Linked DNA regions of Homo sapiens: all the other regions are linked to region 1. Evidence: chromatin contacts called from ENCODE Hi-C or POLR2A ChIA-PET data. All regions are on one chromosome and are shown on one strand. The core of a region is the stretch at or near the end of the contact, and the rest is flanking DNA. Distances in the headings are between cores, read along the strand shown. Region 1 holds the start of TMED3 (transmembrane p24 trafficking protein 3). Region 2 holds the start of TMC3-AS1 (TMC3 antisense RNA 1). Region 3 holds the start of MEX3B (mex-3 RNA binding family member B).

Region 1 (3,580 bases), core at 449-2,948:
GTTTGTTTTTGTAGAAACGAGGTTTCACTATGTTGCCCAGGCTAGATTCGAACTCCTGGCTTCAAACAATCCTCCTGCCTCAGCCTCCCCAAATACTGGGATACAGGCATGAGCTATGGTGCCCAGCCCGAAATTTCTTTTTGTTAGTCTTAGCAGAGCACTCCACCTGTGCCAGGGCAATCGTGTTTTTTTTTTGTTTGTTTGTTTTGTTTTTTTGAGACGCAGTCTTGCTCTGTCGCCAGGTTGCAAACTCCACCTCCCAGGTTCAAGCAATACCCCTGCCTCCCTGCCTCAGCCTCCCGAGTAGCTGGGACTACAGGCACGCACCACCACCCCCAGCTAATTTTTGTATTTTTAGTCGAGAAGGGGTTTCACCACATTGGCCAGGATGATCTCGATCTCTTGACCTCGTGATCCACCCGCCTCAGCCTCCCAAAGTGCTGGGATTACAGGCGTGAGCCACCACTCCCGGCCAATTGTGGTTTTATATCTGTCATTTATTTCTCCACTTAGTTCATCTAGATCAGATGATTATTACTTCCATGTTTTCTATCAGTTCCTAAAAAAAAAAAAAACGTGAAATAGGACCGTGCCAGGGAAGGAAGCTTAAGGGACACTACTAAACACCTCTTCCATGCCTGTCACTGAGCCAGTCAATATTATTAACTATGTTATGCATGCATGTTATTTCCAAGCCTACAGATTGCTTTCACACATTAGCGTGTTCATCCATAGTGAATGTGGCCAGCGGAAATCTATATGGGCAGTAACATTCTTTCCTGAAGTCAAGATATACCACGTCTAGTAATGCTCTCCTGAATAAGTTATTTATTGAGTATCGACATCACAATCTACGTCTTTTCTCTTTGTTTATTGGATCACAGTGAATATAAAACTATACCTATAGTTACGATTATACAAAAGAATCTTAAGTCAGTGGTCATGGGTAAGACAGTAAACCAATTTATCTGCTTTCAGAGCTTTTAAGAAGTCAAAGTGCAAAAATGACAGTTTTGTGCAAAAAGAATTTTCAACGAGCCTGACAGCCAAAATATACCTGAAGTCGCTGCGAGACTTTACTTGGATTTTCATGAGATCGTTTGTGTGTGAGCACGCTCGTGTTTTTCCCAGAGCAGGTGTAATGATGGGTCTTTACTTACTCTCCCCACTCCCCACCCCCTTCGCACACTCTTTCACCTTGGGAAGGGTATGGGAATGAAGAAAGGAGTGTTAATCGGGTTCCCAGCGTTCCCTTATCTTTCACCTAGCTCCCTAACTACTGTGGATGTTAGGTTTGGGCACACCCATTTCAAGACAAGGAGACTGGTTCTCGAGGGAAGTGTGAGACTGAAGTTACAGAGCCTGTCAAAAGCGGAGCCTTATAGAGGGAGTAAAATCCCACGTGCTTCGTGCTGCAGCAGCTGGAGGGTGGACCTGGGTCGACCTGGGGGGATGCTCAGCCCTGCGGGTCCGGGAGCGCGCAGAACAGCGGGGAGGGCTTCTCCCTCTTCTGGGTAGGGGCGCGCTAGGTGGAGCCCCACCTCCCCTCCGCGGAGACCCACCCTCCGAGCCGGGAGAGGCGTTGCGGGGGGGTGGGGGGGGCGTGTCCCCTGGCGCAGCGCGGCCAGCGCGCACGCGCAGCGGGCGGAAGGTGCCCGGGCCCACTTTGAGCGCGCGGCTGCGCACTGAGCCGCCGGCCCTCCCGGAAGCGCAGAGCTCCGCTGGTGCCACGTCTATCCCCTTACATCCTCCTAGGACCCGGTCGGTAGTCGTCGCCCCAGCCCGCCGGGGGCGCAGCGCCCGAGCCGCGGCCCTCGAGACGGGACCGAGAGCATCATGGGCAGCACTGTCCCGCGCTCCGCCTCCGTGCTGCTTCTGCTGCTGCTCCTGCGCCGGGCCGAGCAGCCCTGCGGGGCCGAGCTCACCTTCGAGCTGCCGGACAACGCCAAGCAGTGCTTCCACGAGGAGGTGGAGCAGGGCGTGAAGTTCTCCCTGGATTACCAGGTGAGGCCGGGCGCCCGGCAGCGCTCCCTTCTCCCTCCACTCCCAGGTCTCACCTGGACACTGGCTAGCCCCTGACTGGAGGCGCTCGAATTAGCCACAGGCTACAGGGAGGCTGCATGGGGTGGGAGTCCCCGGAGACCAGTTGACTTCCCCGTGAGGAGGAAGGTTTGGGTCATCAGGGCCCACCCGAGACGAGCCTGGCCAGCGAGGAGGTAGTCAGCGCCGCAGGTGCGAGCCCGGGATGGGGACGCCAGGGCGGATCCCGCAGCCTGGGGAGCTGGCCAAAGAGATATCCGCAGGCCCCCGAGACACTAACCAACGGCAGTTCTGATCGGCTGGACACAGGCTCTCTAACCCCAGTCTCTTAGACCACCTTGTGCCTTCGAGTACTGAAAAATGGCAGCAAGAGGAAGTGGGCTCATAGTTTTAGTTTATTCCTCCCCTCTCCAGCGTTTAAAGTTGGAGTGAGGTGAGGGCAGCAGAAGTGAGAATGGGCACTTTGGAAAGGAGGGATCAGTGCAGCCATTGAGGCCTGGCGGTGTTTACAAGGAGCGGTGTGGCTGCAAGACTTGGCTCTTGCCATATGGCTTAGAAAAGCTCAGTTCCTGTATTCCTGTCTCCTTTGAGAGATCCCGTGGCCCACAGGTGACAGGAGCAGGTCTTGAGTGAGTAGTCTGCCCCGATATTTAGTGAGCAGGTCTAGGGTTGGGGGCCAAGTGGGCATCATACTCAGACAGCTATCTGCTTGTGGACGCATGCTGATAGGCACTTCAGAAATGAGGGGCCACGGGCAGCAGGAATGGGGGCAAGCTATTTGACCAGTTCCTCTGTGGTTAGAGGCACTGAAGGAAGCTTGCGCTTGGAGACAACTTCTATGTGGTAGTCTCAGTCACTGATTTGTCCACTTTCAGGTCTTTGTGGACAACATGCAAATTGTGACTGGGTTAACATGGGCAACCTAGGTGCAATGACAAAAAGAATGATAATTCTGTGGTTGCAGGGACCTCAGATGTCATCTGGTCACTGCCAGGGCGGAAATCCCTTGTCAAAGTGTGTCCAGCCTGGGTTTAAACACACTTAGCAACAGGATACTCACTGCTTTTTGCAAAGCTTGCTGAGCAGGACTAGTAACTTTTGTCCGGACAAAGAGGCCATTTAAATTTGGAAGCAGATGGAGGCCATTGACCGTGTCCTTTGATGGATCTTGGTTATAGCCATTGCCTACCTGTGAGATTTTGCTTTATGTGGGTCTTATTTTTCTTATGTTACAAGGAGAGTTTGAACTAAATGATTCCCAAAGACTCTTCCACCGCTGACACTCAGAAATTCCATGAATACTTCGATCAATATTTTTCTTCTCCTTGCATTCAGTCATTAATAATATATTGTTAATAGCTACTTGACCCATTCAGCAAGCCAAGAATGACCCTTGCTGGTGGGGGGAGGGGGAACACCTGTCTGTTATTGGAACGGAGAAGCAGGAGGTGCAGCATGCATGCTCTAGGGTGGCCCCCAAATCAGATCCCACATCTCCACTGCAACCCCAGGGGGTTAGTTTGCAGTCTGACGATTGTCC
Region 2 (3,692 bases), core at 887-3,386, 2.0 Mb after region 1:
GGGGCTTCTCTCCCTCTCTGAGTCATGAGGTTTCCCACCGGGAAACTGGGCTGAGGCAGGCCTCCAATGCTGCAAGCAGTGGGCAGCCTGTGCTTGCAGGACACACCCCCTTAACAAAAGGTATCACGGACCCCTTCCAGAAGAAATGGGAGGGGGTTACTATAGCCTGGCCCAGACACTATCTAGAGATAACATGCTTGGAAAGACTTACGTCAGTGATGCTTTGGATAATTTCAAAACCGGTCACATTCTCATCCCACTTCACTCGTAGGCCTCCAACAGCTGGCTTCACACAGTCCCACACCTCCTCTAGTGTCCCATATACAATGCCTTCTCCTCGGTACCTGGAGCACGAAAAGGAATTTGACCCCAACGCATCAATCAAACTTGTTATCTTGAGATTGTATCTAAGGACTAGAAGGTGGACCATGCCATGTCTGTCACTACTCTTTAGGACAGACTTGCAGAGAAGGGGCTGAAAGTCACTAGCCCCGCCTCCCTTCAGGCCTGCAGAAATGGACAGTAAGCTTTCACAAGAATACAGTTTGCTGGAAATGATTTCATTAAAAACAGTAAGGCTTTTCTGGAGGACAAGTGATCACAGGTTATAGGGTTGATTTGAATATTTTAGGAGGCAGGCCCATAAAGATACCAGGAAGGGTGCGGCACCTCTGGTAATCTTTGAACGAGGCATGCACTTACAGGTTCCCTGGAAACTCCACAGATGGCCTCCAGGAAACTGAAACTCCATTCTGTCAAAAGGCACAGAACCACAGAATTTTAGAGCTAGAAGGGCTCTGGTCACCTGGCTTAATCCCCTGTTCTACAGAAGAGGGGTAAGAGGCCTCAAGAGATACGACTCTCCAAGGCTGTGCAACCCATACGTGGAAAAGCTGGGACTAGTCTTGGGCAAAGCTGTCCCCACAGCAGAATGTGATGAAGAAAAAGATCTTAACTGGCTGACTCCAAGAGCCGTGGGTGGTTTTTAAAATTATCTTAAAAGCCACCAGGCATTCTGTTTCCTTGAGCAACCCAGGGCTACTTAATGAAAAGTCAGAAGGGTCAAGCAAAACTACTCCCATGCTACCCTCTGGCAACGACAAAGAGAGGGGTTCATGCTGTAATGAAAAGTCAGAAGGGTCAAGCAAAACTACTCCCATGCTACCCTCTGGCAACGACAAAGAGAGGGGTTCATGCTGTAATGAAAAGTCAGAAGGGTCAAGCAAAACTACTCCCATGTTACCCTCTGGCAACGACAAAGAGAGGGGTTCATGCTGTAATGAAAAGTCAGAAGGGTCAAGCAAAACTACTCCCATGCTACCCTCTGGCAACGACAAAGAGAGGGGTTCATGCTGTAATGAACACAGAAGAAAACCTTAGTATGCATCAGATGCTGGATCAGACTTTACTGGATTTAAACAACATGTAAAAACCTCCTTAGCTGCGACCACATTCTTTCATTTTGTTTTGTTTTTAAACACCTGCTTACCCCTTAAATGCAATTTATTTACTTTTACCACTGTCACAGAAACATCCAGTCCTAAACAGCATTCAACAGCCAGGTGACCTTGGGCAAGTCACTGAGTGAAAGGAACAGATACTTACCACCTGAAGTCATTGTGAGCATAACAGGCCCAATCTTTTTTTTAAAGAAGAAAACAATCCCCATTGGAATCCCTCTCAATCGGGTCCAGGGGATTGGGGAGCAGAAAACAACGGGGAGAGGAGGCGCTTGGGGGCTTCTGGGGACCCGGGCTCCACGAAGCCGTCTCCGCGACCCCTTCCCGCCCAGCTCCTCACTCACGCCTTCCCGGCAAATCTTCCAGCCTGCTGTGTCCCGCCGGTACTGGAGCATCTTCTCGGCCACAGCCTCGCTCATCTGGGCTGCCAGCGCCGGGTCCATTGCGTCGGGAGCTGCGCTTAGCTGCGGGGTCGCGGGTGTTATGAGCGGCGGCGCTGGATCCCGGGTGCCTGGAGGCTGGAGCTCTGGGAGGAGCTCGTAGCCCCGCCTCTTTCCGCGCCCCCGCTCCCGAATTGGTCCAGGCCCTCAGACGGATCCCGCCTCCCGGAGATTGGCAGGACAAGGAGACCGCGGGGCCAGGCTCTCCAGTTAGCGTCAGCGCCTGGGCGGGTCCCGGACGCCTTGGGCGGGCCGGGTAAGGTCCAGCCGTATCCGCCTCCTTCATGTCCCGCTGTGGGAGGGGCTCTGGAGCGCCGGGACTGTGAGATGGCCAATGACGGTCTGACCCGTTGGGCCGGGCCAGGTCGCGGACAACGTCGACCGTTTGTTTAAGAAGCGTGGACTCTTGTCCTGAGTGCACCGAGGCTTTCAGCCTGCGGGACAGTGGTGCGATTTGCATTAGAGGTAATATGCTAGGGCGGCTGCTGCAGGGTGGGAGAGGAAATGCGCGTGGAGACTGGGCGCGTGCAATGGTGGGAGAGGTGTGTGGCAGGGGTGCGGGGAGTGGGGGTGAAGAGAAGAGGACCCATCGTAGAGTGTTTAGGAGATGGAAGGTGAAGGTCTCTGCCCCCGATTGTGGATGTTCAGAAGGAGAAAGCATCATGACTCCCAGCCTTGGCCACCTGGCAGCTTACCTGAGATGGAGAAGAGATAGGGTGAGTTCAGTTCTGGGCATATTTAGTTGGAGGTGCCTGAAGGGCCTTTAGTGCAGGTGTCCAGGAGTCAATGCAATGCGCTGACATCTGCGAGAGGCCCGGCTTTATTAGAGATATGGGAGTTCTCTGCTTCCAGCTGCCCTGGAGCTGCGGGGAGTGAGCCAGGGTCGCATCTTCACAGCGTGAATGGCAAGGACAGCCTCGGTTTCCCCTCTTCTGCGCTATCACCAACTAAATATTTGAAAAGGTTAATACTGAGGTCTATTTCTTATCTTTCTTTTTTATGTACTTATTGTTTCCTTTAAACTTTCGATATAAATGTTTGGAAGAGTAGTGTAAACAAATTGACAACTTGAAAGACCTTTTTGGAAGATGTGAAGGGCAGCCAGGCTGTGAAGAAGACCTGGATGGGGAATTAGGGAGCTCAAGATCTAAACCCAGTTTCACTCATTATTCTTTGAGCTTCAGTTTACTCCAAGGTGAAATGGGATACATCATAAATGTTCCTGGCGGGGTCCGGTGGCTCACGCCTGTAATCCCAGCACTTTGGGAGGCTGAGGCAGGAGATCACTTGAACCTAGGAGTTCGAGACCAGCCTGAGCAGCATGGCGAGACTCCGTCTCTACTAAAAATTCAAAAATTAGCCGGGCATGGTGGCGCGGGGCTGTAATCCCAGCTACTTGGGGGGGCTGAGGTGGGAGGATCGCTTCAACCCGGGAGGCAGAGGCAGCAGTGAACCGTGATCGCGCCACTGCACTCCAGCCTGGGCTGCAGAGCAAGATCCTGTCTCAAAAAGTAATAAAAATAAACAAACAAACAAATAAATGTTCCCTATGCCCTTGTGAAGAGAGAGGGAAGTAACGCATGTAAATACTCTTAGGACCCATAAAAGAAAAGACTAGTAAATTAATCCCATTAAAAAATTAAGCACATCAAAATTTCATAAAAAGTTAGATAATATGAGAAAAAAATCGGGACACACTTTAACACATAAGTTTTCTTATCGAACCAAGGGCTCATACAAATCATTAAGCAATTTTCAGACAACCCCATAAACAAAAAGAATGCATTAGACA
Region 3 (3,566 bases), core at 589-3,088, 2.7 Mb after region 1:
GCCGGTACGCAGAGCAATGTGCGCCTCAATCTCCTCTCGAGCGCGATCCACGTTCTCTGGCATGCCGGTCACCTCGAACACCGGCTCCTTATCCCGGCTGGGCGTCACGATGTACGTGTGCGTCTGCTGCTGGATGCGCTTGATTGTGGCGCCTTTGGGCCCCACCACGAGCCCCACCACGCGGTAGGGTACCCGCACTTGGATGGTGGTCTGCCCGGGCAGGTTGGGCGGCCCAGGCACCGCGCCGTTGAGTGCCGTGTTCTTATTCCGGGAGGCGCGGATCATGGAGAAGTGCTCGGCAGCAGAGATGATCTCCCTCCGAGCCATGGCCACATCCTCCTTCCTGCCCGTCACAACAAAGACAGGCTCCTCCCCGCGAACTGGGGTCTTGATGTAAGTATTGGTCTTCGCCCGCAGCGCTTTGATTTTACAACCTACGAACCAGGGTGCGGAGGAGGGAGTGGGAGAGAGAGACAGACACGCCCATTATCCTGGGGTAACCGCGGGGACCGGGGACAGCCCGCGTCCAGGACAGCGAGACGGCAGGACAAGAGATGGGCGGAAAGGGGGCGTCTCCCTCACTGACCTCGGGCCGCGCCACGGGCTGGGCAGCGGATCCCACCCGCGAGGCGCTCGAGGAACAGCCCATTGGCTGCCTGGCCCTCCCCCAGTGACTGCAGTCGTCCCGAACCAAACCCGAGAATCCCAGAAAAGTCATCTGGGGAGATGCCGCTGGGATCCAGCTGGGCGCGCCGTCAGCTCTGAAGACACGGGGAAGGGGCTCGGGGAAGGCAGCTGAAGTCGCGATGCCTCAGCGCTGGTCGACTGGGGGTAGGGGGTGGGGTGTGAGTCCCGGGACCCATTGTTCCTCCTCTGGGCTCCATTCCGCTTTGCAGAAATCCAGAATCCTCCTCCCATCCTATGCTCACTCCTCCTCCTTCCTCCTCCCAAAGGACTGATCAAAGGCCCCCTCCCCCAAGCATCTTACATTTAAATTGTCTTTCTGGAGGTGGGCTGGTTGGGGGGCGTTAGGGGAGAAGGCAGTGATTTTAGCAGAAGAAAGTGCATCCCGCCAGGGCAGCGGCGCGGCTCCGGGAGACAGCCTGCCTGCACTTTCTTTGTCTGGGGCGCCGGCCCATCGCGCGGCTCTTCCTCTCTCCCCAAGGCACCCCACGCCGCGGATCCCGATACTGAACACGCCTTCCCCTCGAGGCAGTGGCCTGAGACCCTACACCACCCCCACCCACCTCCCCATCCCTCCTCGACCTACCTTGCCGCCCCACGATCTCGGCGACATGCTCAGAACTGGGTACTGGCACGCACTCGGTCATGTTCACGCTCTTCTTGCGCGGCTCGCTGTCGTACAGAGAGGCGCCCTCGTCACTGTCCAGCCCCAGCAGGGAGAGCTGGTCGAGCGCGAGCTGCAGGGCTCTTTGGTCATCCAGGGTCTCTCCCCCTCCGCTGCTGCCGCCGCCGCCGCCGCCGCTGCCGTTGCGCTCCAGGTCTGCGAACAGCGAGCTGGGCATCGCTCGGCCGTGCGCGCCGCGCCCCCGCCGGCCCTCGGCTCGGCGGCGAGAAGCTGCGGCCACAAAGGCAGCCGGGAAGCGGGTGGTCAGGGGCGGGGAGGCCGGTCGCCTGCTGAGGGCTCCGTTGCTTCTTCCTCGGTGCTGGGAGGAGTGGGTCGCTCCGTGCGGTCCGCACCGGGCAGTGGCTGCAGGAGCCCCCACCTGGGTCCCCACCCCAGACCTGCTGGCGGGTGGGGTGGGGGCAGAGCTCTAGCGGTGGCCGCGCGTGCCCCCCGAGTGCCCGGCTGGCTGGCCGCAATGCCGAGCGAAAAGCGAGCAGGCGAGCGACAGAAGCGTTTCTTTAAGGAGCCCCTCCCCGGCTCCTCCACTCCCTCCCTCCCGCCCGCCCGCCCGCCCTCACTCAGCGCTTTTTCCTCCTCTCCTCCCCGCCTCTTGACTGAGCCTCTGCAGCCAGACGACTCCGGAGGGGGACGAGGGAGGCGCAACGTCACAGGCGGGAGCTGACACCACAATGCTACTGACACTATCGCTGGGGGAGGCGATTGGCGCGCGCCAGGCCGGGGGCGGGAGGAGGCCGCGGGTTGAGCGAGCGGAGAGAGAGCGCCACCCCCCACCCCCGCGCTCGCCGCAGCCCGCCCCGTCCTCCTCCCGGCCGCGCCCCTCCCCCGCCGCCGCTAACGCCTCTCTTTGTTGTCTAATGCGGGACTGGCAGGCTCGGGACACTTGGATGTACCTATCAGCCGAGGACAATCATTGTCCCTAAGTCTCCTCCCTCGCCTGACTGAGAAAAGAAAACGCGCCCAACTCTGATGCCTGGAGCCGGGCTCTAAAAGAGCGGTCCTCAGGAAGTCCCGTTAGTGGCTCCAAATAAACCATCCGTGGAGCCAAAGCTTCCTCTGTGAGAAGAGTCTGTAGTCCGCCCAAAAGGGCGACCCGAGCCCTCCGACACGGAAAACGGGACTCCAGGTCTTGGGGCGCACGGGCAGAGTGACTCCCGGCGCGGGTTGTCCACCTGCGCGGGAGCGCACGAGACACAAAAGCACACGCCCGCCCACACTGGCAACCGCGCGCGCGCGCGCCCGCGCCTGCATTTCTGTCTCCTTGGGCAGCACTTCGCCCAACTGGCCCTGAAACTGAGGATGGGAAAGCTAAAAGCTGGCTGCCGCGCGAGCTCGGCCCGCCCGGCCGCTGGCGACCTCTGGAATGCATGGCACCAGTGTCCAGCACACGCCCGGCGCCCGGGCCGAGACCCTGCGGGTTCTGACACGCGCACGAGCGCCGCGCCGCCACCGCGGGGACGCAGGCCACAGCGCCAGCGGGCGGCGCGGGCGTGCGCGCCCGCTGTTCCCATCCCTCCCCTCCGTGCCCCGCGGCCGAGCATGCGCAGTGCGCGCGAGGAGCGGGCGGGCCCTTTAAGGCGGGCGCTGCGGAGCGCGCGCCGGCCCCGCCCGCGGCCCCGCCCCGACGGGAGGTGAGCGCTCCCTGCCCGGCCGCTCTTTGTGCGCTTCTCGGGGTGGGGGTGGCGGCAGAGGGAGGTTGCGACGGCACTTGCCGGCGAGGACGGCGAGCTGCGCCCCCTCCCGGATCTCCCAGGGACCGTCTCCGAGTGCGAGAGAGAAGGAAGGAGGATTTGAGGGGCGGGCCGGGGCGGTGCGCGCTGGTCCTCTCCGCGCGCATCCCCCTCCGCCGCCCACTAGGGCGGACGCCCCTTCGGGCCCCGCGCGCTCTGCTGTCCTTTGTTCCGGGAGCCGCCGGGCTCGCCGCGCCCTTTGCGTCCCGCTGCGGATCGTTCCGCAGAGCGGCTGGGCCCGCGGTTCATAGAGTCGCCCAAGATCCTCACAGAGGGACGTCTTCCCAAAACAATGAGGCCATGCGGCCGCAGCCGCACACGGGCTGACTGGGGAGATCTCGTGGTGCCGCGGGGCGGTCCCGGGGCTCGAAGGCAGAGGCTCCCCTAGGTGTGCCCTGCCTGACCCCGGCTACAGGAACGAGCGCTGTGGGCCTCGGTTTCTCACCCGTAAAATGAAGAAAATAATCCCC

The links. Hi-C counts contacts between places; a loop is a spot of excess contacts on that map. ChIA-PET counts read pairs that join two places held with the same protein, here RNA polymerase II (POLR2A). Pooled maps may share reads with other maps.
Region 2: a pooled map shows a loop between it and region 1 (5-fold over the local background). The contact joins the promoter of TMC3-AS1 here to the promoter of TMED3 in region 1. A Hi-C loop is called at or near these places in 4 of 50 pooled maps.
Region 3: a loop to region 1 is called in a map of CD8-positive, alpha-beta T cell, with 15 times the contacts of the local background. The contact joins the promoter of MEX3B here to the promoter of TMED3 in region 1. A Hi-C loop is called at or near these places in 2 of 168 maps with a recorded cell type or tissue (CD8-positive, alpha-beta T cell and naive thymus-derived CD4-positive, alpha-beta T cell), 1 of 37 single-sample maps with no recorded cell type and 10 of 50 pooled maps. POLR2A ChIA-PET finds 5 or more read pairs at or near these places in 1 of 52 experiments (GM12878).

What each region holds. Positions count from the first base shown.
Region 1 is chr15:79,309,414-79,312,993 of GRCh38, forward strand. It overlaps TMED3 (transmembrane p24 trafficking protein 3), which reads left to right and starts at 1,699. Exons shown (of 3, transcript NM_007364.4): 1 at 1,699-2,004. The coding sequence starts at 1,837. RefSeq lists silencers at 1,543-1,592, 1,803-1,872.
Region 2 is chr15:81,322,197-81,325,888 of GRCh38, forward strand. TMC3-AS1 (TMC3 antisense RNA 1) reads left to right here and starts at 2,137. Exons shown (of 7, transcript NR_120365.1): 1 at 2,137-2,365. It overlaps STARD5 (StAR related lipid transfer domain containing 5), which reads right to left and starts at 1,945. Exons shown (of 6, transcript NM_181900.3): 1 at 1,805-1,945; 2 at 703-752; 3 at 212-344. The coding sequence starts at 1,903. RefSeq lists a silencer at 2,437-2,486.
Region 3 is chr15:82,044,180-82,047,745 of GRCh38, forward strand. It overlaps MEX3B (mex-3 RNA binding family member B), which reads right to left and starts at 1,839. Exons shown (of 2, transcript NM_032246.6): 1 at 1,271-1,839; 2 at 1-434. The coding sequence starts at 1,526. RefSeq lists silencers at 1,619-1,918, 2,769-3,088 and an enhancer at 2,142-3,088.